Linked DNA regions of Mus musculus: region 1 is linked to region 2. A link is a loop called in an ENCODE intact Hi-C map of the cell type or tissue named here. Cell type or tissue: heart. All regions are shown on one strand. Each heading gives the region's core, and the rest is flanking DNA. Links, peaks and the distances in the headings are about the cores only.

Region 1 (12,724 bases), core at 2,718-10,717, 200 kb after region 2:
GATCCCTACATCTCCTGTCAGTCTGTCTTTCTCTCCTGCTGTTACAGTGCCTTGGTGCAGGAGATTCTGGAGCCACCATCAGATTCAGGTCCAATAACTCTAATGATTTGGCATAATTTAGGTGAGTGAGGAGTAGGGGCCCACTTCCTTTCACCAAATTGGTTCAATTCTGAAGAGCAAGTGCTATAAAGCATTTCAGATTTGGGGGCTACTTGGCACAAGAACAAAGGCATCCATGTGTTTTTTATCAATTCCCAGGAAATCTGTGCACTCCTGGTGTTTATGCTGTCTGTCAAAATACTAGCAGCTGTGGCATTGCCTGAAGCATCTACCACTCAGGCCAGCCTGCCCCTGGAGAGCTGGGCAGTGTGCTCAGGCTTTTTTTTCCAGCACACCTGAATAGAGATCTACCAGGCACCTGCATGTCCTCCATGCAGCTACCTCCCAACAACCACTACCCTGAGTGGGAAAGACTGAATTTCTCATCTTAATGGAACATGCCTCCCAGTGATGAAAGAAAATGTACAGAAATAAGTGAAACATGTCAGACAGTGAGGGTGCACTAAAAACATGCACAAACCTGGAAAAAAGAGAGAGCCTGAAGTGTAAGCTTGTGCATGGAGAGAGCAAGGTTAGGACAGGATCCCCCTAGACAACTGAGCAGAGCTTAGAGGATGAGGGAATTTGCCATATGAATGTGTGGTCAAAGGAGAAGCAGAGGCAAAGGTCATGAGCCTGGTGTAAACAAAAGGTAAGGATCCCAGTTCTTAGGCTAAGGAGTGGCCAAAATATAATTTATTTGAAAGTGTCAGTTTAGAAGCTAGGTGTGGTGGTGAACCAGGCATTCAGGAGGATGAGGGAGATGGATCTCTGTGCATTTGATGTGTTAAGGTGCACCTGTCAACATGGTTAGATTCAGGTCATCCAGAATGAGGGGGCAATCGGGAGGCAATGGAAGAGGGAAAAGTTTTGAGGTTAAGTTTCATATTGGGGATCATTTAGTCCCATCTTGGTCATCTGAGATTTGTAGAATATATATGTATGACCTCGTTCCTATTGGTCTGTTCCATGGACCAACCTCTGCTTGGAGAGGGGTTCAGAGAAAAGAGGTGTTTGGGATCACCAAAAAGAATGACATGAAGTCAAATCGTGAATCCAAGCTGATGACCTGTGTTCTGCTTGATCCAGCTTTTCAGGTCTGCTTCTTTCTATGTTCTACTTTCTATCAGGAGGTTTTTCTGTCTATATTCTGCTTCCTTGCTAGTCTAAATGATCTCTCTGTCCGTGCCTTGCGTGCATGCATGTGTGTGTGCTTGTTTGCATACATGCCTACATGCATGCCGGTGTGTCTCTTCTCTAGCAGTTCCTTAAAAGATACTCTGGGTACCTCAAATAAATACCACAGTGCCAGTCTTTTATGATATATATCACTCCAGGTTTTCCTTTTAATTTTCTTATGAGTCAGAATCCCATGACTAGGAGACAGCAATATACATATATATAAATCAAAGAATTCAGAGTTCTATATGACTTTGTTAAACACAGACTATATGATAGTTGGGTGGGATCCTACCCTGAAATTAACATTTCTAACATGCCTGACCCTAACCTTTCACTGTCCCAGGCTGATGTTGAACTCAGGAATCTTTCTTCTTTTGGAAGCATAAACAACAGCAATAAAAAAAAAAAAAAAACTTAGCTGGGTGGTATCTCCTGTGAGCAACACTCCCTTAATCTCTTTATCTTTTTCCTAGTAAATGCCTAACAAGTTGGCTTACCACATGGCTGCTTTGTTTTACTTTAGAATCACGAAGCCCCTGATAAAACTCATTTTGCATACTTATTTCTTGCTTAATTGGGAAATTAATCTCAAACATATGTTTCTAGGGTTCTTTTCCATAGCCTTAAGGGTGGTCCTGAAGGTTACAACATTTACCATTTTCTGAGATATCACTGCACCCTCAATTCTTGGACATACACTGTTTGTAATCATCATGGAATTATTAAAATTAATAGGAAGGATATTCCTTGGAAGGAAAGAGTCCTTCACTGATAGTAGGACCACAAAATCTGCATTTCATTAAAAAACAAGCCTTTTGTTTACTGTAGCCATTGACATTCTCAAAGGCTAACACACGGGCCCTGTTCCAGGAGCAGAAACCATGTCACTATGTCCCCACCAGGGCCAGACTGGGCCAGGTAGGTAAAGGGGAATGATGGCCATATAACTGTTTGGAGGGAGGGCCAGGAGCTGTTTCTAAGGAGGATTTCAAATGATGCAGTGCAGCATCCTTTATGGTAAGGATTAATTTGGATGAAAGGGGCATTGGTCCTGGGGCAAAATTTTAGTTCTTCTATTTAGAGGGGTACAAACTGCATAAGACCAAAAATCATTCAGACAGCTCTTCTGTGCTGAGACACAGATGAAAGAGGCACAGTTCAATTCCTTGAGGACCCTCAAATAGTGATATTGAAGTCTTTACTTATAAAATGGAAGCGTTGTATAAAGTCCCTAAAGGACAGAGAGCAGCTTTCCGGTCTGTTCTAAGGACAAAATATATACCTGTCAAGTTGGTTTTGCTGCAGGGAATGCTCAGGCTGTGGTACCTGCCCTGCAGGGGCGTGGTCACCTCAATCCCTGCAAGGTACCCTGATTGCCAGTCAGGGACACAAGCACTCATTGATGTCACTGAGCTAAGATGGTGTTACCTTGCTCCCTGTGGCTCCTTTCTGTCTGTCTTTTGTCTTGGTGTTGTGATGCCAAGTTGCCTGTGGCTCTGGACCCTGAGTCAGAATCAGTCCCAAAACCTCCAGTGCTCAAGACTGCAACAGGTGAGTAAGGAGTAGATTGGCACAGAGCAGGCAACCCTCTTCCTCTTTGTTGTGGATTCATATCTGCAAAGCCAAAGTTGGAAGGGCCAGGAATTGGGATTTGAGGCTGCTCTACAGTGAAGGGAAGGGACACATATTTCTTTGCTAAGCCCTCAGGGAAAGGTGTGTACTGCTGGGTTTCATGTTCTCTTTATTAAAATCCTAGCAGCTGAGACATCAGTCTGCACCATTTCACAGGCGATCTTGTTGCTGCAATGCTCCCTCAGGGCAGCTCACTGAGGCTTTCACTCCTTCACAACTGAATAGAGATCTACTGCGCACCTGCATGTCCTTCACACAGTTACTTCATAGCATCTGCTACACCTGACCATGAAGTGGTCTTCATCCTTCTGGAACTTTAATCCATAAATACTGATCCTATACAGTAGCTCTCCTCCCTTTGTACAGTTCCTGAAATGTGCCTGGGCCTTATACCTTTTCACCTATCATAGGAGGAAAAGAAAGGAGGGGGAAACATATAAAGAAGTGGGGAAACATGTCAAAACCGACATGAAGCCTGGAAGAAGATTGAGCCTAAGGTGTAAGCTTGTGCTTCTTCTGAGCAAATTAGGGAAGGATTCACGCAAGAGTGAAAACTGAGCAGAGCTGAAGTGGATGAGGGAAGATACCATATGGATGTGTAGACAAAGGAACAGAAAATGAAAAACCATGAGCTAATTATATGTGTCTAGATGAGTCATAGAGGGAGCAGAGGGATCAAGGGGAGAGAGGCTGGACACATCTGCTGGGGCTTTTAAGACTAGTGTAAAAACTCAGAATTGGACCTGGAACTTGTGAGGAGATGGGTAGCAGAATGTACCTGCTTTACATTTTAAATAATTGTTCTAAGTCCATTGTGGTAGTTAGAGCCTGAATAGAGCTAGTTTAGGAAAGTAATTCCTCAGCACTCAGGAGATAGAAGTCAGTATCTATGTAAATTTGAGGCCTGCCTGATCTTCACTTCGAGTTCCAGGTCAGCCAAAACTACATGAGGAGGCCTGGTCATGTACAGTTAAAATTAAAATAAAACGTAAGTGTTGTTCTATTTGTGACAATAGATGGTCATGCAGGCCCTTCCAGTGATCACTGAAACAAAGCTGTGGCTGTGATCTCTGAAGAGAAGTCCTCATTAAAAAATGGGATTGAGAGATAGTCAACTGAGATCACAAAGAAGACTGATGCTTGTCAACAGGGATAACAGGTGTTTTCTCATGTTTCTTGATAGACTCCCTGGATTTACTCCTGTTGCTAGTCAGTTGTTTTACTTTTTCCTGCTATGATACCTGAAAAGGAATAAGAGCCAGGCACATTCCAAGAACTAAAGAAAAGGAAGAGGGAGACTGTATAGTGTCAGGATTTATGGATTAAAGGTATGACAACCTGTCTGTCTTGTCCCACAATTGTCCTCATTTCTATTGTAATTCTGTGTTAAGAAAAGATTGTAGATAACACAAGAGCTGCAAGGGGACACTGCAGATCTTAAACTCCAGAGATGCCTGTGACTCAAAGCTGTACAGAGACAGGTGTTTGGTAACATGAAGTATGGGGAAGTGGTGGGACTTGACATATTTGAGAGTGGCAGCAGGGGTTTAGATATGGCCTGAGAGCTGAAGGGGGAGAGATGATACCACAGCTTTTGACTAGGACAATTTGAAAGTGAAGTAGACTGGAAAGTGAAGTAGATTGGAAAGTGAAGTAGCTTGGAGTGTGAGCATATCTAAGACATTCTCTCTCTCTCTCTCTCTCTCTCTCTCTCTCTCTCTGTGTGTGTGTGTGTGTGTGTGTGTGTGTGTGCACGCACACGCATTTCTTTCAACACATGAAGGAATCAGAATATTTCTCTGGAGTCAATTCTTTCCTTCACACATGTGGATCCAAGGGAATAAACTCAGAACACTATGTTTGGTAGTGAAAGTCTTTACTCTTTGTTACACTACAACTTGGCTACAGTCTTCTTTTATATCATATAGCCTGAGGTAACCTAGAATCCTCTGTGTAGCAAAGTATTCCCTTGATTTCCTTCTTCCCAAGTGTTGGGTTTAACATCATATGCCTAGCGAACTTGGATTTTGTAGACAGTGTCTCATATAGCATGGGTTGTCCTTTATCTTGATATATAGTATATAATTCCTTTTTTCCTTTTTCTTTCTCTCTATTTTATTTAAATTTGTTATTTTATTTCAAGGCAAGGTCTCACTGTGTAGCCACGGCTTTCTTGGTGCTCAATATGTAGTCCAGGCTAGCCTCAAATCCGCATTGATACCCTTGCCTCCTCCTTTTTAGTGCTGCCAATACAGGTACCACAAGTCCAGAGTTCTGGAGGTAATTTTGGAATCCTGCTCCTCTTGTGCTTTCCAAGTTGTATGGTTACTGAAAATGGTATCACTATCACCAGATCATTGTATTTTCTGGGGGAATGGCACTGTGTTTTAAAACCAGACACACTGGTGTGTATTCTAGGCTAATGAGAACACAGGATCCCTTTGTCCTACCTCTGATGTACTGGGATGTAGGCATGTGATGGCACACCCAATTTACAAATCAGTCAATCTGATTACCTTTTTACACAACTGGCCAGTGCTACAGAGGTGTTTGCACAGGTGAGAAATTGAGTTCAGATCTACTGGTCTGGGGCCAATTTAAAGTCCTGTCACAGGGTGAAATCATCCCAGGAGTGAATGTGCCAGGACTAGGTACACCTCAGCTTCTGGAGAAGGAATGGCCAACCAAAACACAGCCCAGGACAGAGACAGTGAGGGAACTGCCTGTGGGGTGTAGGAAGGTCAGGAGAGCTCAATGTCCTGGAAGCCACTGAGAAATGTTCCCTGAAGAAGGAAACAAGCCAAGTCTGATGGCTCAAACCTATGACCCCAGGAAGAGGTCGATGCCTGCAATTTCAAGGCAAGTGTGGATTACTTAGTCACTACTAAGATTCTTGTGAATTTCTCCATAGTATTGGATGATACCCTAAATGAAAAACTAATAACAACAATAACAACAAAAAATTATGCTACCACCATAAAAGTAGAAAGCAGTTCATCATATCACACGTACATAAGTCAGTTATGAGCAGCTTGGAAACTGATCATTGAAATTAGTAAAGTGAAGATTGGTGTCCATTTTAACAGAACAGTTTGCGACTGATGTTTTTTTTTTTTCAATTTTTTATTAGCTATTTTCCTCAGTTGCATTTCAAATGCTATCCCGAAAGTCACCTATACACTTCACACCCCCTGCTCCCCTACACACCCTCTTTTATTTCTTGGTCCAGGCCTTCCCCTGTATTGGGGCATATAAAGTTTGCAAGACCAAGGGGCCTCTCTTCCCAATGATGGTTGACTGGGCCATCTTCTGCTATATATGCAGCAAGAGACACAAGCTCTGGGGGTACTGGATAGATCATATTGTTGTTCACCCTATAGGGTTGCAGACCCCTTCAGCTTATTGGGTACATTTTCTAGCTCCTACACTGGGGGCCCTGTGTTCCATCTTATAGATGACTGTGAGTATCCACTTCTTTATTTGCCAGCCATTGGCATAGCCTCACTAGAGACAGCTATATCAGGGTCCTTTCAGCAAAATTTTACTGGCTTATGCAATAGTATATGATTTGGTGGCTGACTTTGGGATGGATCCCCAGGTAGGGCAGTCTCTGGATGGTCCATTCTTTCATCTCAGCTCCAAACTTTGTCTCTGTAAGTCCTTCCATGGGTATTTTGTTTGCTCTTCAAAGGAGGAAAGAAGTATCCATGCACTCACTGGTCTTCCTTCTTGATTTACTTGAGTTTTGCAAATTGTATCTTGGGTAATCTAAGTTTCAGGGACAATATCCACTTATTAGTGAGTGCAAGATAAGTGAGAGAAGAAAAGGTCTGTGTTTTCAGGAAAGGACCAGGCTGACTCTAGCTGGGTTTCTACAGCCTGCTGGGTAGCTGTGCTTAGATCTATTCTATTCCTGTGGCTGTGAGGACCTACAGAGGCTACTATGTTCATAGCAGCCATATTTATAATAACCAGAAGGTGGAAAAAACTTACATGTCTCTCAACAGAGGAATGGATACAGAAAATGTGGTACATTTACACAATGGAGTACTATTCAGCTATTAAAAACAATGGACTCATTAAATTCTTAGACAAATGGATGGATCTGAAGGATATCATTCTAAGTGAGGTGACCATATCAAACACACACACACACACACACACACACACACACACACATGATATGCACTCACTGATGAGTGGATATTATCCCAGAAGCTCAGAATATGCAAGATACAATTCACAAACCATATGAAATTCATGAAGAAGGAAGACCAAGTGTGGACACTTCAGTCCTTCTTAGAAGGGGGAACAAAATACCCATGGAAGGAGTTACAGAGACAAATTTCAGGACAGAGACAGAAGGTATGACCATCCAGAAACTGCCCCACCTTGGGATCCATTTCATAAACAACCACCAAACCCAGACACTATTGCAGATGCTAAAAAGAGCTTGCTGACAGGAGCCTGATAAAGCTGTCTTCTGTGAGGCTCTGCCAGTGCCTGGCAAATACAGAAATGTATGCTAATAATCATCCATTAGATGAAGCACAGGAAACCCAATGAAGGAGCTAGAGAAGGTACCCAAGGAGCTGAAGGGGTTTTTAACCCCCTAGGAGGAACAACGGTATGAAAAAAAAAAAAACAGTAATCCCAGAGCTTCCAGGGACTAATCCAGGAAAAAGCATACACATGGAGGGAACCATTGCTCCAACTGCATATGTAGCAGAGGCTGTCCTTGTTGGACATCAGTGAGAGAAGAGGGCCTTGGTCCTGTGAAGGCTCGATATACCAGTGTAGGGGAATGACAGAACAGGATATCAGGAGTGGGTGGGTTGGTGAGCAGGCAGAGGGGGTGCTGGGGGAGTGGGTTTAAAGGGGTGAAACAAGAAAAGGGGATAACATTTTAAATAAAATATATAATAAAGAAAAAAATTATTCTCATAAAAACAAGACTCAAGGAATTTTAATATTTTTTCAGTGTATAAATACCAAACTAAGATCTCTTTTTTATATTGTGTTACAATGTCAGATAATAGAAATTCCTGTTTTCATGGCTAAATAAATATAGCTTAATCATTAAGAGACCAGAGAACCTAGCTTCTGTTGCCAGCACATATGACAGCTTAGAACTGTGTGTGACTCTAGTTGCTGTGGGCCTGAGATTCTTCTCTGGCTTCTGAGGTTACTGCAGACAAGAGATGCACAGGTATACAAGTAGGAAAAATACACATACACAAGAATAATATGTTTAATAAATCTTTTAAAAGTAATATTTTCATTCATATGTTTCCATTATTGATCTTGTTGGTTAGAGATCGCTGCAATCGTGGTTTTCATGAAAACCTCTAACGAAACACCGAAATCTGGAACTTATGGCCAGTCTCTACAGGATGGGAAGAATAAGATAAAGGTAAGATGCCAGCTCCTTCCCTCTGGCATTGCTGAGGGCTTTGATAGACAGTGCTATTTGAAAGCTCTACCTTGGAAAACAGACACATCACTGGGTTTGTTTCATTTTGTATTGGGATTCAAGATTGTGTTCTATAGCTCAGACCAATCAGGAACTTAGTCTTCCTACCCCAGCCTCCTTAGTGTTGGGATTGCAGGCATGTGCCATCATGCTGGATAACCTAGTGGAAATACGATGGTCTCAACCTGTATGAGTTACATTTCTGTTGCTGTGATGAAAATACCATAATGAAAGGCAACTTATGTAGAGTATATATGGGCTTATGGGTTCAAAGGGATAAAAGTTCATCATGGCAGAAAGGCATGGGAGAAGGTGAGAGAACAAGCTTCAACTGTAAGCATGAAACAAAGAGCAATATGGATGTGAAGCAAGCCTGTGAAGCCTTCAATCCCACCCCAGTAATATATATCTTCCAGCAAGGATGAACCTCCCCATAACATCCCATGAAAACACCACAAACTAGGGAGCACATGCTAAATAGCTGAGCCAATGGAGGACATATCATTCAAACCCCCAAATACAACGTTAATTAGTTTCCCCTGAGAAAAGATCTGGTTACTAAGAGTCCCATCCTTTCATTTCTCACTGCTCCTTTTTTTTTTAGGATGTTGAGAAGGAAGTCCTGGATGCTTGTTCCCAACTGTGTCAGAGTCTTGCTCAGGATCCTAACTTGCACCATGGCTACATTCTTAGGGCATACTTCAAGGAACACCAATTCCTGTAAGTGTCCTTCTATTACATGAGGAATCATGACTTCTTCTATTCACATACATTGACTGTATTTATTTAGAGATCCACCCATATCAATTCAAAGAAGTTTCCTTTAAGATGTTCCTGTAAGTATTGTGGAATTTAAATTATTTGGTTGTTATACTTGTATTTATATACATGTACGTGCAACAGCTGCCTCTCTCTCTCTCTCTCTCTCTCTCTCTCTCTCTCTCTCTCTCTCTCTCTCTCTCTTACTAACTCTGTGCCCATGTGTTATGTTAGCATGAGTTGTTGTCAGAGGTCAATGTTTGTTTTGTCCTCAATTGCTTTGTACTTTACATTTTTATAATACATTTTTGTTTATTTATTCTGTGTGTATGTATGTATGGTTTGTGGAGTTGGTATGGGCACATGTAAGTGCAGTGCTTAGAGAGGCCAGAGGAAAACATCAGATCACCTAAAGACAGAGTACAGTTGATTGTTAGCTATGCATCCATTATGTTTGCTAGACACTGAACTTGAATCCTCAGCAAGGGTAGAAAACCCTCCTAACCATTAAGCATCTATGCAAGCTTCTATTTTACTTTAAAATTTTTAACCTGTATTTATTTACTTACTGTTCTTGTTGGAAAGTATGATGAGGATGATAAATTATGTCTCTCCATGAACCTGGAGTGAACTATTGAGCTAGACTGGCTGATTGATGAGCCCAAGAAACCCTCCTGTCTCTGTCTCTCCAGTACTAATATTATCAGATTGTGGATGTGCCTGGATAGTTAATTTTTATTTTTACAATGGAGCATGTAATCCTAGCTCAATTTCTTTGCTGGCATGACAAGAATTTCACAGATTTAGCCATGACCCCATCCTCTCTCCATTTTTTTAAATTGTGAAATAAGAATTGTATTCAGACTTTGAGGACACATATATTTTACTTGTATGCTTTGGGTACCTATGGTATATTTTAAAAAGCTTAATCAGTAAAGTAACAATTGTTAACATTCTAATCTGATCATCAGAGCTGATAGGCAAATTTTTTTTCCAGGTCAGTAGTTCAGAGATGTACAAACCCTGCCAAAAGAGATATGTTCTCTGATTCTGCTAGAAAAATAGTTAAATAATTTCTGATTGTAAAAATCGTTTTTTTATTACATTATGAATATAGGTGTTGTTTCTGATGTGTGTCTAAGGGAATGGATGATTCTCTGGAACTGAATTTACAGACAGCTGTGGGCTGCCAAGTCACTTCTGGGAATGAAACTGAAGACCTGTGGAACTTAACTAACTTAAGAGCCTCTGCTCTCAATTGATGTATTTCTCTCCAAGCCCAACTTTCATTTCTTTATCTGAATTATTTAGCTTTCTAGTCTGCATCAACATGACATTTTCATTTTCTGTTTTAAAATTGAGTCTTCCTTTCTATCCCAGTCTGGGATCAGAATTTACAACACTCCCGTATTGGCCTTCCAAGTGCTAGTGAAATACCAAAGTTCAGACTCCATTTTTAAAAACTTGACCTAAATTTGAACTCAAGTAAACTAACAAGGAAGTACCAACATTAGTTTCCAAGTTGCCCCATAATAAAACCTCATCCTAGCTCCAGTCTCTAGGTTAATGCTCAACAAGAGCAGTGTCTCCAGATTATTCCTCCAACACAGCTGCACCCCAGATTACAAACTTACCCCTTGCCAAATGACCAATAATACAAAGGGGAGAAAAAGTTAAGTTTATGATATGATTCCAATCAACAGCCAATTATGTTAAAGATCATAGTAGCTTTCCATTTAGATTAACACACACATATTTGCTGCTTGCTGCTTACTAAAAAGCTTTGCTCTAATAGACATTCATGGCTCCCTCACTAGCAAAAATGTCCTGCATGACTGCAGTTCATTTGGAGGGCCTGAGCTAGCTCAAATAGAATAAAGACCCTGCTGTGAATTGCATAAGATTGGCTCCTGTCTGATTTTTTAGAGATCACTAACATTTTCTTGGTACAATACTAGGATTATAAACATGAGTGCTCATATCCAGTTCCCACTCATTTAAAGAAAATTATTAATAGTTTGATGTGTGCACCTGTCAACGGCCAGATCTCATTGAATATAGTGTAACAAATAATCCATCACTAATGAGGAAGTAGGAAGATTCTTGGGATTGTAAAGCTCTAGGACACAAAATATCATCAGGTGGCCATATCGCCCTTTCCAATTAATTGACAGGATTTCACAGAAGTAAAAAAGTTCCAGCCCTGTGATAGGTAGTGTATGAACATTAAATGAGTGTGTGCATATGCTGTGGTTGTCAGTTAGGCTAGAAGAAGGTGTCAGGTCCCCTGAAGCTGGAGGACAGGCTTCTGTGAACCAACTGCTGTGGGTGGTGGAGATTCTAACTTGGGTCCTACTAAGAAATCTCTGTAGCCACTAAAGTTAATTTTCATTTACATTACTTATTGTGTGGGGTCACACATGTACCATGCTGTAGATGTGAAGGTCAGAGGGAAGTTTAAAGGAGTCACTTCTGTCTTTCTTCTACATGGCATTCAAGGAGTTGAAGCCAGGTTGTCTGTCTTGGCAACAGATGTCTTTACCTGTTGTAACACCTTTGCAACCCAGGGGATGTTCTTAATTGAACTCCTCTAGATGCTTATGGAGGAGACAAATATATAATCAAGGAGACTACCAATAAGGCTTTTGTCATACTTAGAGTAGAATGACAGGGAAGGCTGCTCTCAACAGGGTGGTTAGAAGAGAAAAGAATCTGGATTTATTTTTTGAGAGAACCTGATGGGAAGATAGAGGAAACAAGGGTGACATCTAAGTTATCAGGATGAGCAAATGGCTGAACTGTATTGTCATTTACAGAGACAGGGAGCCACTGGGGAGGAACAGAGGGTATATGTGTTTTTTTGTTAGGCTGACAGTTCAACTGTGGTTTGAGATGACAGGATGTAGAGATTATTTGTAAGTACATGCTTTGAGATGGCCACCAAATAGAGCTGTATGTCAGGACACTGGAAATACATGTCTGACAAGGTGACAAGAGTGTTAGATGTATTCAGAAGTTTTCAGTATATACATTGATCTTGTTTACTTTTACATTTTTATGAGAAAATTATAAATAGATGCAAAAACATTGAACAATAGAGTGAATAGCTCTGTTCTTACAGATATCTCTTTTTAACACTTGTTAATTTCAGTCTGATAAGTTGGCTCAGTGGATTAAAAAAAAAACATTTCCCAGCAAGCTGATCAGCTGACTTAGATCATCAGATCCCTGGAGGAAGGAGAGACCAAATCTAGAGCTATTGCTTAACTCTGCACATGTGCCCTAGAACTCACATTCACACTCAGTCTGATCCCATCTCTCCAATCTACTCTTCCATGGCTCAAATTCTCACATTGTTGCACATAAATTTTCATCTTTTAAAAAGAAGATGCACTTAATCTGGTTGTGCTGGAACATGATTTTAATTCAGCATTCATGAGATGGAGGCAGTAGGGTCTGAAGTTCAGACTCATCTTGGCTACAAAATGAATCTGAGGCTAACCTGGGAAACAAAGAAGAGTAGGACAAAAAACAAAACCAAGAACCCAACTTGGTTTTTGTATTGACTGGACATCTTCA
Region 2 (12,724 bases), core at 1,882-9,881:
CCCTAACTCCTCCCAATGCTTTTTCTGTGCTTCTCTCTCCCTACAATTATTAGCAGCTGTTCCCATTAACATTTCGCTTCATGACCTCCATGGAACCCTACCCACGAGGAAAGTACAGGACATTCCTTCTTTGACTTACCCCCCCCCTTTGCCTTGTAAGACCCTCCTCAAAACCCCATCTTAGATGTGTCCATGACATCAGCATCACCAAATCAGTATGTGTTAATCCTCCTGCCCTCCTCTGGTGCAAAGGCACTACAGGTGCCTGTATTAACCCAACTTTTCAAGGCTCTTGAACTCCACCCCTGTGATAATTGTCACCCAGGTTTATCTCTATAAACCAGAAGAACTCATCTTGCAAATGGGAGAAAGCTTAAAGAAGAGAAAGATCTTCATTTGACTAGGCCTTGCTGTCTCACTGGGGGCAACAGAAACTGTTGGAGCAACCCTTGTCCAAACACATCTGGCCAGTGACTTCCAAGACAAGCTTGACCGGGCAATGGCTTTCAGTACAGACAGCCAGATAACCCCATAGCAGGAGTTGCTCTCCAAAACCAGAGAGCCTGGACTTACTGACTACTGAACAAGAAGGGACTTGTGTTTTGCTGAGGGAGAAATGTCGCTTTTATGTCAATGAATCTGGGCTGGTAAAAGAAGATATACAAATGCTCAAAGAACTCTGAAAGAACCTCCAGGCACTCTATACTCCAAACACCCCTAGCCTTTGGTATTCTAACCCCATGATAGTCTGAGTTCTTCCCCTCCATGGCCCTATACTAGCCATTGGAGTCTGGCTTCTCTTGACACCCTGTCTCATTCAGTTTTCAAAGCAGCAGATGAGTATCCTTGCAAAAATCACTACCAATCAGATCATGGTTCAGTATCAGACTGTTCTCTACATAGGAGACAGTTATTCTGGTGACACCTCTCCCTTATGAAAAGAAAAAGGGGGATTTGTGGGGCACTGGGCTGCACACAGACATCTTAGTCTCCAGTGAAGTAAAGGTCTAGAACCCCAGGGTCCCGATAGGTGGTAATTTCCACCTACGTAGGAAGGAAGGTGTTTGATCATGTCTCCTGCATCCCTGACTCCTGTCGAAGTTACCGCCCCACAGCCCCTGCAGGAGCGGTGTGTGGATATCAGTCACTTAGGAGTAGCACCAAGCCTTGCCACATGCAAATAAAGGTTTCCCCCAAGCTCTTAGTCCAAGGCAATGAGAGGTACCTGCTGTTGATCCCTGAATCACCCACAAAACTGTATATAAATCCTATCCAGGGAATTGAAGGTGTGCAAGAACTACTCTATCCCATCGTCTGAGTCCTTTGTTCCAAGAGCTGTCACACGTGGGAAGAGAACTTCTTTCCCAAAGCTCCACCTGTGGTTCGCTGCACTCCTCACTGGATAGACAGCTTCTCTTCAGCCCAGCCCAACCCAACCCAACTCAGTGCAGAGTGGCTTAGTGTTACTGAGAGACCTGGAAAGCATGGCAGAAAATTTGTCTCCCTGCCCATACTTGCTTCCCTTCACCAAAACTCTTGCACCAGGCCTGGCCAGGGATCTCCATGGAAAAACTCTGTTACCCAGGCCCACAGGTTTTGATCAAGTAGGGGAAAATGAAGTCTTAAAACTCACAAAAGAGAGACAGAGATGTTTTACCTGCCCACACCAATAAAATGTACACTCTCACGTGATCCTCAGCGAAAACACATGTGTGTATTATTCCACGTGGACAGGAACTTTATAAAAATTGAAGGGTAGGGTGGGATTCAGGAGTTCATGCTTCCCATTGGCTCATTGTGAGAGGCTAAGGATGCTCTATTTGCATGGGGAAGCACTCTAGCTGTTTTCCCTAGGTGACTGATTGTCATGGTCACCCTCAGTGGGATGACATGGTCACTTATTCCAGAGCAGGTAGAGGTGGGCAGGGAGTAGCCCTCAACCTTACCAGTTTTGTTAAGAGCAGCTTCTACTGCATTGTAAGCTCAAAATAAATAAACGTCACCAATGGATGGATGTAGGGAATGCTCAGATTCTGGTGTCCAGCAAGGGTGTGTTTACTTGGGCCCAAGAAAGGCAACTGGATTAACTCCTGAGGACACAAGAGTTTGTTGACTAACTGAGCTAGGGTGGAGTTACCTAGATCCCTATGTCTCCTGTCAGTCTGTCTTTCTCTCCTGCTGTTAGAATGCCTTGGTGCAGGAGAGTCTGGAGCCACCATCAGATTCAGGTCCAATAACTCTAGTATTTTGGCATAATTTAGGTGAGTGAGGAGTAGATGGGCACAGAGCAGGGGGCCCACTTCCTTTCACCAAATTGGTTCAATTCTGAAGAGCAAGTTCTATAAAGCATTTGAGATTTGGAGGCTACTTGGCACCAGAAGGGAAGCATCATGTGTTTTTGATCATTTCCCAAGAAAGCTGTGCACTCCTGGTGTTTATGCTATCTGTCAAAATACTAGCAGCTGTGCATCGCCTGAAGCATCTAAAACTCAAGCCACCCTGCTCCTGGAGAGCTAGGCTTTTTCCCCAGCACACCTGAATAGAGATCTACCAGGCACCTGAATGTCCTCCACACAGTTACCCCCCAGCACCCACTACACCTGAGTGGGAAACAGACTGAATTCCTCATCTTCATGGAACATGCCTCCCAGTGATGAAACAAAATCTACAGAAATAAGGGAAACATGTCAGACAGTGCGGGTGCACTAAAAACATGCACTAAGCCCGGAAAAAAGATAGAGTCTGAGGTGTAAGCTTGTGCATGGAGAGAGTAAGGTTAGGGCAGGATTCACCTAGACAACTGAGCAGAGCTTAGAGGATGAGGGAATTTGCCATATGAATGTGTGGTCAAAGGAGAAGCAGAGGCAAAGGTCATGGGCCTGATATACACCAAAGGAAAGGATCCAGGTTCTTAGGCTAAGGAGTGGCCAAAATATAAGGTGTTTTAAAGTGTCAGTTTAGAAGCTAGGTGTGGTGGTGAAACAAGTATTCATGAGGATGAGGTAGATGGATCTCTGTGCATTTGATGTGTTAAGATATGCCTGTCAATGTGGTTAGTTTCAGGTCATCCAGAATGAGGAGGTAGCAGTGGGCAAGGGAAGAGGGAAAAGTGTTAAGGTTAGGTTTCATGTTGGGGATCATTTAGTCCCATCTTGGTCATCTGAGATTTCTATATTATGTGTGACCTAGGTCCTATTGGTCTGTTTCCAAGGACCACCCTCTGCTTTGAGAGAGGTTCTGAGAAAAGAGGGGTTTGGGATCACCAAAAAAAAAAAAAAATGGCGTGAAATGAAATTGTGAATCCAAGCTGATGACCTGTGTTCTGCTTGATCCAGCTTTTCAGGTCTGCTTCTCTCTATGTTCTACTTTCTATCAGGAGGTTTCTCTGTCTATATGATGTTTGCTTGCTAATCAAAAAGATCTCTCTGTCCATGCCATGCTTGCGTGCATGTGTGTGTGCTTGTGTGCGTACATGTCTGCATGCATGCCTGTGTGTCTTGTCTCCAAACAGTTCCTAAAAAGATTCTCTGGGTACCTCATCTACTGCAAAACACAGTGCCCGTCTCTTATGATACATATCACTGCAGTCATTTACCCCAGGTTTTCCTTTTGATTTTCTTATGAAACAGCGTCCCATGACGAGGAGACAGCAAATATATATATATATATATATATATATATATATATATATATATATATATATGTTTTAAAAGAATTTGGAGTTCTATATGACTTTGTTAAACACAGACTATAGGATAGTTGGGTGGGATCCTACCCTGAAATTAACATTTCTAACATGTCTGACCCAAACCTTGCACTGTCCCAGGCTGATGTTGAACTCAGGAATCTTTCTTCTTTTGGAATCATAAACAACAGAAAAAAAATGTGGGATCTCCTGTGAGCAACACTCCCTTTTATCTCTTTATCTTTTTCCTAGTAATTGCCTAACAAGTTGATTTACCACATGGCTGCTTTTTTTATTTTAGATTCATGAAGCCCCTCATAAAATTCATTTTGCTTCCTTATTTTTTGCTTAGTTGAGAAATTATTTTCAAATATATGTTTCTAGGGTTCTTTTCCATAGCCTTAAGGGCAGTCCTGAAGGTTACAACATTTACCATTTTGCTGAGATATCACCGCACCCTCAGTTCCTGGACATGCACTGTTTGTGGCCATCATGGAGTCATTAACATTAACAGGAAGGATATTCCTTGGAAAGAAAGAGTCCTTCACTGATAGTGGGACCACAAAATATGCATATCATTAAAAACAAGCCTTTTGCCTACAGTAGCCATTGACATTCTCAAAGGCTTACACAGGGCCCTGTTGCAGGGATGGGAACTATGTCACTCTATCCAAACCAGGGCCAAACTGGTCCAAGCAGGTAAAGGGGAATGATGGCCATATGACTGTTTGGAGTGGAGGTCCAGGAGCTGTTTCTAAGGAGGATTTCAAATGATGCAGTGTAGCATCCTTTATGGTAAGGATTAATTTTGATGAAAGGGGTATTCGTCCTGGGGCAAAATTATAGTTCTTCTATTTAGAGGGGTACAAAATAAATAAATAAGAGCAAAAATCATTTAGACAGCTCTTCTGTGCTGAGACACATATGAGAGAAAGAGGCACAGTTCAATTCCTTCAGGACCCTAAAATAGCCATATTGAAATCTTTACTTATAAAATGGAAGCATCATATAAAGTCCTTAGAGGACAGAAGAGCAGCTTTCCAGTCTGTTCTAAGAACAAAATACATACCAGTCAAGTTGGTTTTGCTTCAGGGAATGCTCAGGCTGTGGCACCTGCCCTGAAGGGGCGTGGTCACCTCAAACTCTGCAAGGTACCCTGATTGCCAGTCAGGGACACAAGCACTCATTGATGTCACTGAGCTAAGATGGTGTTACCTTGCTCCCTGTGGATCCTTTCTGTCTGTCTTCTGTCTTGGTGTTGTGATGCCGAGTTGCCTGTGGCTCTGGACCCTGAGTCAGAATCAGTCCCACAACATCCAGTGATCAAGATTCAAGTAGGTGAGTAAGGAATATATTGGCACATGGCAGGCAACTCCCCTCCTGTTGTGGATTCATATCTGCAAAGCCAAAGCTGGAAGGGCCAGGAATTGGTATTTGAGGGTGCTCTACAATGAAGGGAAGGGGTCCATATGCCTTTTCTGAGCCCTCAGGAAGAGCTGTATATGTTGTCTTTATTAAAATCCTAGCAGCTGAGACATCAGCCTGCAGTGTTTCACAGGTCATCTTGTCCATGCAGAGCTCCCTCAGGGCAGCTCACTCAGGCTTTCATTCCTTCACATCTGAATAGAGATCTACTGGGCACCTGCATATCCTTCACACAGTTACTTCATAGCATCTACTACACCTGAGCATTAAGTGGTCTTCATCCTTCTGGAACTTTAATCCATAAATCCTGATTCTATACAGTAGCTCTCCTCCCTTTGTACAGTTCCTGAAATGTGCCTGGGCCTTATACCTTTTCACCTATCATAGGAGGAAAAGAAAGGAGGGGAAACATATAAAGAAGTAGGGAAACATGTCAAAACCAACATAAAGCCTGGAAGAAGATTGAGCCTGAGGTGTAAGCTTGTGCTTCTTCTGAACAAATTAGGGCAGGATTCACGCAAGAATGAAAACTGAGCAGAGCTGAAGTGGATGAGGGAAGATACCATATGGATGTGTAGTCAAAGGAACAGCAAATGGAAAGACCATGACCATATGTGTCCAAATGAGTCATAGAGGGAGCAGAGGGATCAAGAGGAGAGAGACTGGACACACCTGCTGGGGCTTTTAAGACTAGTGTAAGAACTCAGAATTGGACCTGGAACTTGTGAGGAGATGGGTAGCAGAATGTGCCTGCTTTACATTTTAAATAATTGTTCTAAGGCCATGGTGGTAGTTAGAGCCTGAATAGAGCTAGTTTAGGAAAGTAATTCCTCAGCACTCAGGAGGCAGAGGCAGGAGGATCTCTATAAATTTGAGGCCTGCCTGTTCTTCACCTTGAATGGAAGGTCAGCCAAAGCTACATGAGACTAGGTCATGTACAGTTAAAATTATAATAAAATGTAAGTGTTGTTCTATCTGTGACAATACATGGCCATGCAGGCCCTTCCATTGATCACTGAAACAAAGCTGTGGCTGTGATCTCTGGAGAGAAGACCTCATTAAAATTAAAGGGATTGAGGGACAGTCGAATGAGATCACAAAGAAGTCTGATGCTTGTCAACAGGGACAACAGGTGTTTTCTCATGTTTCTTGATAGACTCGGGCTTATTAGCTGTGAAGGTTCATTCTCTTCAAAAATCTTCTCAAGGAGATTCCCCATATAACATTAAGCTTAGTGGCCTGTTGGTCCTGGAGAATCCCTGGATTTACCCCTGTTGCTAGGCAGTTGATTTACTTTTTCCTCCTATGATAGCTGAAAAGGAATAAGGGCCAGGTACATTCCAGGAACTAAAGAAAGGGAAGAGAGAGACTGTATAGTGTCAGGATTGATGGATTAAAGGTATGAGAACATGTCTGTCTTGTCCCACAAGTGTCCTCATTTCTGTTGTAGTTGCTGTGTTAAGAAAAGATTGTAGATGTCACAGGAGCTGCAAGGGGACACTTCAGACCTTAAACTCCAGAGATGCAAGTAACTCAGAGCTGTACAGTGACAGGTGTTTGGTAACATGAAGTGTGGTTAAGTGGTGGGACTTTAACACATTTGAGAGTGGCAACAAGGGTTTAGATATGGACTGAGAGGTGAAGGGGGAGAGATGATACCACAGTTTTTTGGTTGAAACAATTTGAAAGTGAAGTTTTTTACCAAGGTTGGGTAGCTTGGAGGGTGAGCACAACTGAGACATTCTCTCTCTCTCTCTCTCTCTCTCTCTCTCTCTCTCTCTCTCTCTCTCTCCCTGTTTGTGTGTGTGTGTGTGTGTGTGTGTGTGTGTGTGTGTTTGTGCATGTGTGACACATTTCAACACATGAAAGAATCAGAGAACATTTCTCTTGAGTCAATTCTTTCATTATCACATATGGATCCCAGGGATTGAACTCAGAACATTATGCTTGGTAGTGCAAGTCTTTACTCATTTGTGACACTACAACTTGGCTATGGTCTTCTTTAATTCCATATAGCCTGAGGTAACCTAGAATTCTCTGTGTAGCCAAGGATTCCCTTGATCTCCTACTTCCAAATTGTTGGGTTTAACATCATATGCCTGGCTAACTTAGTTTTTGTAGACAGTGTCTCATATAGCATGGGTTGTCCTTTATCTTGATATATAGTATAGAATTCCTTTTTTACTTTCTCTCTATTTTATTTAAATTTGCAATTTTATTTTAAGGCAAGGTCTCACTGTGTAGCCACAGCTTTCCTGGATCTCACTATGTAGTCCAGGCTAGCCTCAAATCCCGTGATTCCCTAGCATCTGCCTTCTTAGTGCTGCCAATACAGGTGCCCCAAGTCCAAAGTTCTAAAGGTAACCTTGGAATCTTGCTCCTCTTGTGCTTTCCAAGATGTAGGGTTGCAGAAAAAGGTACCACTATCACCAGATCATTGTATTTTCTGGGGGAAGAGCACTGTGTTTTAAAGCCAGGCTCACTGGTGTGTATTCTAGGCTAAGTGAACACAGGAAACCATTGTCCCACCTGTGGTGTACTGGGATGTGGCATGTGATGGCACCCCCAATTTACAAATCATTCAATCTGATTCCCTTTTTACACAACTGGCCAGTGCTACAGAGGTGTTTGCACAGGTGAGACATCGAGTTCAGATCTACTGGTCTGGGGCTTACTTAAAGTCCTGTCACAGGGTGAAGTCATCCCAGGAGTGACTATGCCAGGAGTAGGGACACCTCAGTTTCTTGAGAAGGAATGGCCAACCAAAACACAGCCCAGGACAGAGACAGTGAGGGAACTGCCTGTGGGGTGTAGGAAGGTCAGGAGAGCTCAATGTCCTGGAAGCCACTGAGAAATGTTCCCTGAAGAAGGAAACAAGCCAAGTCTGATGGCTCAAATCTATGACCCCAGAAAGAGGTAGATGCCTGCAATTTCAAGGCAAATGTGGATTATTCAGTTGCTAGTAAGATTCTTGTGAGTTTCTCCACAGTATTGGATGATACCCCATATGAAAAACTGATAACAATAACAAAACACCAATAACAACAAAATTATGCTACCACCATAAAAGTAGATAGCAGTTCATCATACCACATGTACATAGGTCGGTTATGAGCAGCCTGGAAACTGATCATTGAAATTAGTTAAGTGAATATTGGTATCCATTTTAACAAAATAGTTTGAGACTGATATTTTTTCAATATTTTTATTAGCTATTTTCCTAATTTACATTTCAAATGCTATACCAAGATTGGCCTATATCCTTCACACACCCTGCTCACCCACCCACCTCGATTTTATTTCTTGGTGCAGGCCTGCCCCTGTATTGGGGCATATAAAATTTGCAAGACCAAGGGGCCTCTCTTCTCAATGATGGCTGACTGGGCCATCTTCTGCTACATATGCATCTCTGGGGGTACTGGTTAGTTCATATTTTTGTTCACCCTATAGGGTTGCAGACACATTCAGCTTATTGGGCACTTTTTCTAGCTCCTACATTGGGGGCCCTGTGTTCCATCCAATAGATGACTATGAGCATCCACTTCTGTATTTGCCAGCCACTGGCATTGCTGTACTACAGACCGCTATATTAGGGTCCTTTCAGCAAAATATTACTGGCTTATGCAATAGTATCTGCTTTTGGTGACTGACTATGGGATGGATCCCCAGGTAGGGCAGTCTCTGGATGGTCCATCTTTTCATTTCAGCTCCAAACTTTGTCTCTGTAACTCCTTCCATGGGTATTTTGTTCGCTATTCTAAGGAGGAATGAAGTATCCATGCATTGGTCTTCCTTCTTCTTGATTACTAGAGTTTTGCAAATTGTATCTTGGGTATTCTAAGTTTTTGGGCCAATATCCACTTATTAGTGAGTGCAAGATAAGTGAGAGAACATAAGGTCTGTGTCTTCAGGAAAGGGTCAGGGTGACACTAGCTGTGTTTCTGCAGCCTGCTGGGTAGCTGTGCTTAGATCTGTTCTATTCCTGTGGCTGTGAGGACCTGCAGAGTCCACTATGTTCATAGCAGCCTTATTTATAATAACCAGAAGGTGGAAAAAACCCAGATGTCTCTCAACAGAGGAATGGATACAGAAAATGTGGTACATTTACACAATGTAGTACTATTCAGCTAATAAAAACAATGGACTCATGAAATTCTTAGACAAATGGAAGGATCTGGAGGATATGATCCTAAGTGAGGTAAACAAATCACAAAAGAACACACATGATATGCACTCACTGATGAGTGGATATTAGCCCAGAAATCAGGATATGCAAGATACAATTCACAAACCATACGAAATTCATGAAATAGGAAGACCAAAGTGTGGACACTTCAGTCCTTCTTAAAAGGGGGAACAAAATACCCATGGAAGGAGTTACAGAGACAAAGTTCGGGGCAGAGACAGAAGGAACGACCATCCAGAAACTGCCCTACCTGGGGATCCATTTCATAAACAACCACCAAACCCAGACACTACTGCAGATGCCAAAAAAAAGCTTGCTGACAGGAGCCTGATAAAGCTGTCTTCTGTGAGTCTTTACCAGTGCCTGGCAAATACAGATGTGGATGCTCATAGTCATCTGTTAGATGAAGCACAGGGCCCCTACTCAAGGAGCAAGAGAAAGTACCCAAGGAGATGAAGGGGTTTTAGCACCCTAAGAGGAATAACACTATGAACTAACCAGTAATCCCAGAGCTCCCAGGGACTAAACCGCAAGCAAAGCTTCCCATGGAGGGACCCAATGCTTCAACTGCATATGTAGCAGAGGCTGGCCTTGTTGGACATCAGTTCGAGAAGTGGCCCTTAGTCCTGTGGAGGATCAATGTCCCAGTGTAGGGGAATGCCAGAACAGGGTATCAGGAGTGGGTCGGTTGGTGAGCAGGCAGAGGGTGGATGGGATAGTGGGTTTAAAGGGGTGAAACGAGGAAAGGGGATAACATTTGAAATGCAAATAAATAAAATATCTAATAAAGAAAAAAATATTCTTTTATGAAAACATGAGTCAAGGAAATTTTAATATTTTTTCAGTGAATAAATACCAAACTAAGATCTCTCTTTTATATTGTGTTACAATGTCATATAATAGAAATTCCTGTTTTCATGGCTAAATAAATATAGCGTAATGGTTAAGAGACTAGAGAACCTGGCTTCTGTTATCAGCACATATGACAGCTTAGAACTGTGTGTGACTCTAGTTGATGTGGGCCTGAGATCCTCTTTTGGCCTCTGAGGTTATTGCACACAGGAGATGCACAGATATACAAGTTGGAAAAATACACATACACAAGAAATGATACGTTTAATAAATCTTTTAAAAGTAATGTTTTCATTCATATGTTTCCAACATGATCTTGTTGGTTAGATGTCATTGTAATCGTGGTTTCCATGAAAACCTCTAATGAAACACCAAAATCTGGAACTTATGGCCAGGCTCTACAGGATGGGAAGAATAAGATGAAGGTAAGATGCTAACTCCTTCCCTGTGGCATTTACTGAGGGCTTTGATAGACAGTGCTATTTGAAAGCTCCACCTTGCAAAACAGATACCCACTGGGTTTGTTTCATTTTGTTTGGGAATGCAAGATTTTGTTCTATAGCTCAGACCAGTCTGGAACTTAATCTTCCTGCCCCAGCCTCCTTAGTGTTGGGATTGCAGGCATGTGCAATCATGCTGGATGACCTAGTGCACATATGATGGGCTCAGCCTGAATGAGTTATATTTCTGATGCTGTGATAAAAATACCATAATGAAAGGCAACCTATGTAGAATTTATATGGGCTTATGGTTCCAAAGGATTAAGAGTTTATCATGGCAGAAAAGCATGGCAGAAGGTGAGAGAACAAGACTTTACTGTAAGCATGAAACAAGAGAGCAAAATAGAAGTGAAGCAAGCCTGTGATACCTTCAATCTCACCCCACTGATATATGTCTTCCAGCAAGGCTGAACCTCCCCATAACATCCCAAGAAATCGCCACCAACTAGGGAACATATGTTAAATAGCTGAGCCAATGGAGGACATATCATTCCAACTCCCAAACACAACTTTAGTTACCCTGAGAAAAGATCTGGTTACTAAGAGTCCCATCCTTTCATTTCTCTCTCACTGCTATTTTTTGTTTGTTTGTTTTTTGTTTTTTTGTTTGTTTGTTTGTTTGGTTTTTTTTAGGATGTGGAGAATAAAGTCCTGGATGCCTGTTCCCAACTGTGTCAGAGTCTTGCTCAGGATCCTAAATTGCAGCATGGCTACATTGTTGTTGCATACTTTAAGGAACACCAGCTCCTGTAATTGTCCTTCTAATATATGAGGAATCTCTGCTTCTTCTATTGACATACATTGACTGTAATTATTTAGACATTCACCCATATCAATTCAAAGAAGTTATCTTTAAGATGTTCCTGTAAGCATTGTGGAACTTATATTATTTGGTTGTTATGCTTACATATATATATATATATATATACATATATATATATATATATATGCACCCCCTGCCTCTCTCTATGTCTCTCTCTGTCTTTCTGTCTCTCTGTCTCTGTTTCTCTGTCTCTCTGTCTCTCTCTCTATCTGTCTCTCTCTCTCTGTCTCTCTATCTGTCTCTCTCTCTCTCTCTCTCTCTCTCTCTCTCTCTCTCTCTCTCTCTCTCCCTCTGTGTGTGTGTGTGTCTCCCCCACTATCTCCTTATTCACTCTGTGGACATGTGTTAGCACGAGTTGATGTCAGTAGTCAGTGTTTGGTTTTGTCCTCAATTGCTTTGTACTTTACATTTTTATAATACATTTTCGGTTTATGTATTCTGTGTGTATGTATGTATGGTTTGTGGAGTTGGTATGGGCACATGTAAGTGCAGTGCTTAGAGAGGCCAGAAGGCATCAGATCACCTCAAGACAGAGTAGATTTGATTGTTAGCTATCCATCCATCATCTTTGCTAGACACTGAACTTGAATCCTCTGCAAGGGTAGAAAACCTTCGTAACCATTAAGCCATCTATCCAGATTTCCATTTTACTTTAAATTTTTAACCTGTATTTATTTACTTACTGTTCTTGCTGGACAGTATGATGAGGGTGATAAATTATGTCTCTCCATGAACCTGGAGCAAACTATTGAACTAGACTGGATGATTGATGAGCCCAAGAAACCCTCCTGTCTCTGTCTCTCCAGTAGGAATATTATCAGATTGTGGATGTGCCTGGATTTTTAATTTTTATTTTTACAATGGAGCATGTTTTCCTAGCTCAATTTCTTTGCTGGCATGACAAGACCTTCACCGACTTAGCCATAACCCCATCTTCTCTTCATTTGTTTTTCTTTTAATTATGAAATAATAATTGTATTCAGACTTTAGGGATGCATATATTTTAATTGTATGATTTAGGTACCTATGGTGTATTAAAAATAGATTAATCAGTAAAGTGACAGTTGTTAACATTCTAATCTGATCATCAAAGCTGATAGGCAAAAATTTTTTCCAGGTCAGTAGTTCAGAGATGTCCATACCATGCAAAGAGAGATATGATCTCAGATTCTGCTAGAAAAAAATATTTTTAAAACTTCTGATTCTAAAAATTGGTTTTTTATTACTTTATGAATATAGGTGTTGTTCCTGAA

The links. Peaks named below come from ENCODE experiments on the same cell type or tissue, not always from the same donor. Only the 100,000 strongest peaks of a DNase experiment are listed, where the experiment ranks them.
Region 1: a loop joins it to region 2, with 15 times the contacts of the local background. A loop is called at or near these places in 2 of 42 quality-filtered maps.

Annotation. Positions count from the first base shown.
Region 1 is chr4:121,413,053-121,425,776 of GRCm38, reverse strand. Gm12886 (predicted gene 12886) reads left to right here and starts at 2,678. Exons shown (of 4, transcript NM_001144948.1): 1 at 2,678-2,832; 2 at 8,229-8,326; 3 at 8,991-9,106; 4 at 10,263-11,042. The coding sequence starts at 2,700. The coding sequence ends at 10,275. In heart, for the core only: no CTCF peak of the experiment used is centred there; no DNase peak of the experiment used is centred there.
Region 2 is chr4:121,614,270-121,626,993 of GRCm38, reverse strand. It overlaps Gm12887 (predicted gene 12887), which reads left to right and starts at 4,869. Exons shown (of 4, transcript NM_001099309.1): 1 at 4,869-5,023; 2 at 10,476-10,573; 3 at 11,282-11,397; 4 at 12,711-12,724. The coding sequence starts at 4,891. The coding sequence ends at 12,723. In heart, for the core only: no CTCF peak of the experiment used is centred there; no DNase peak of the experiment used is centred there.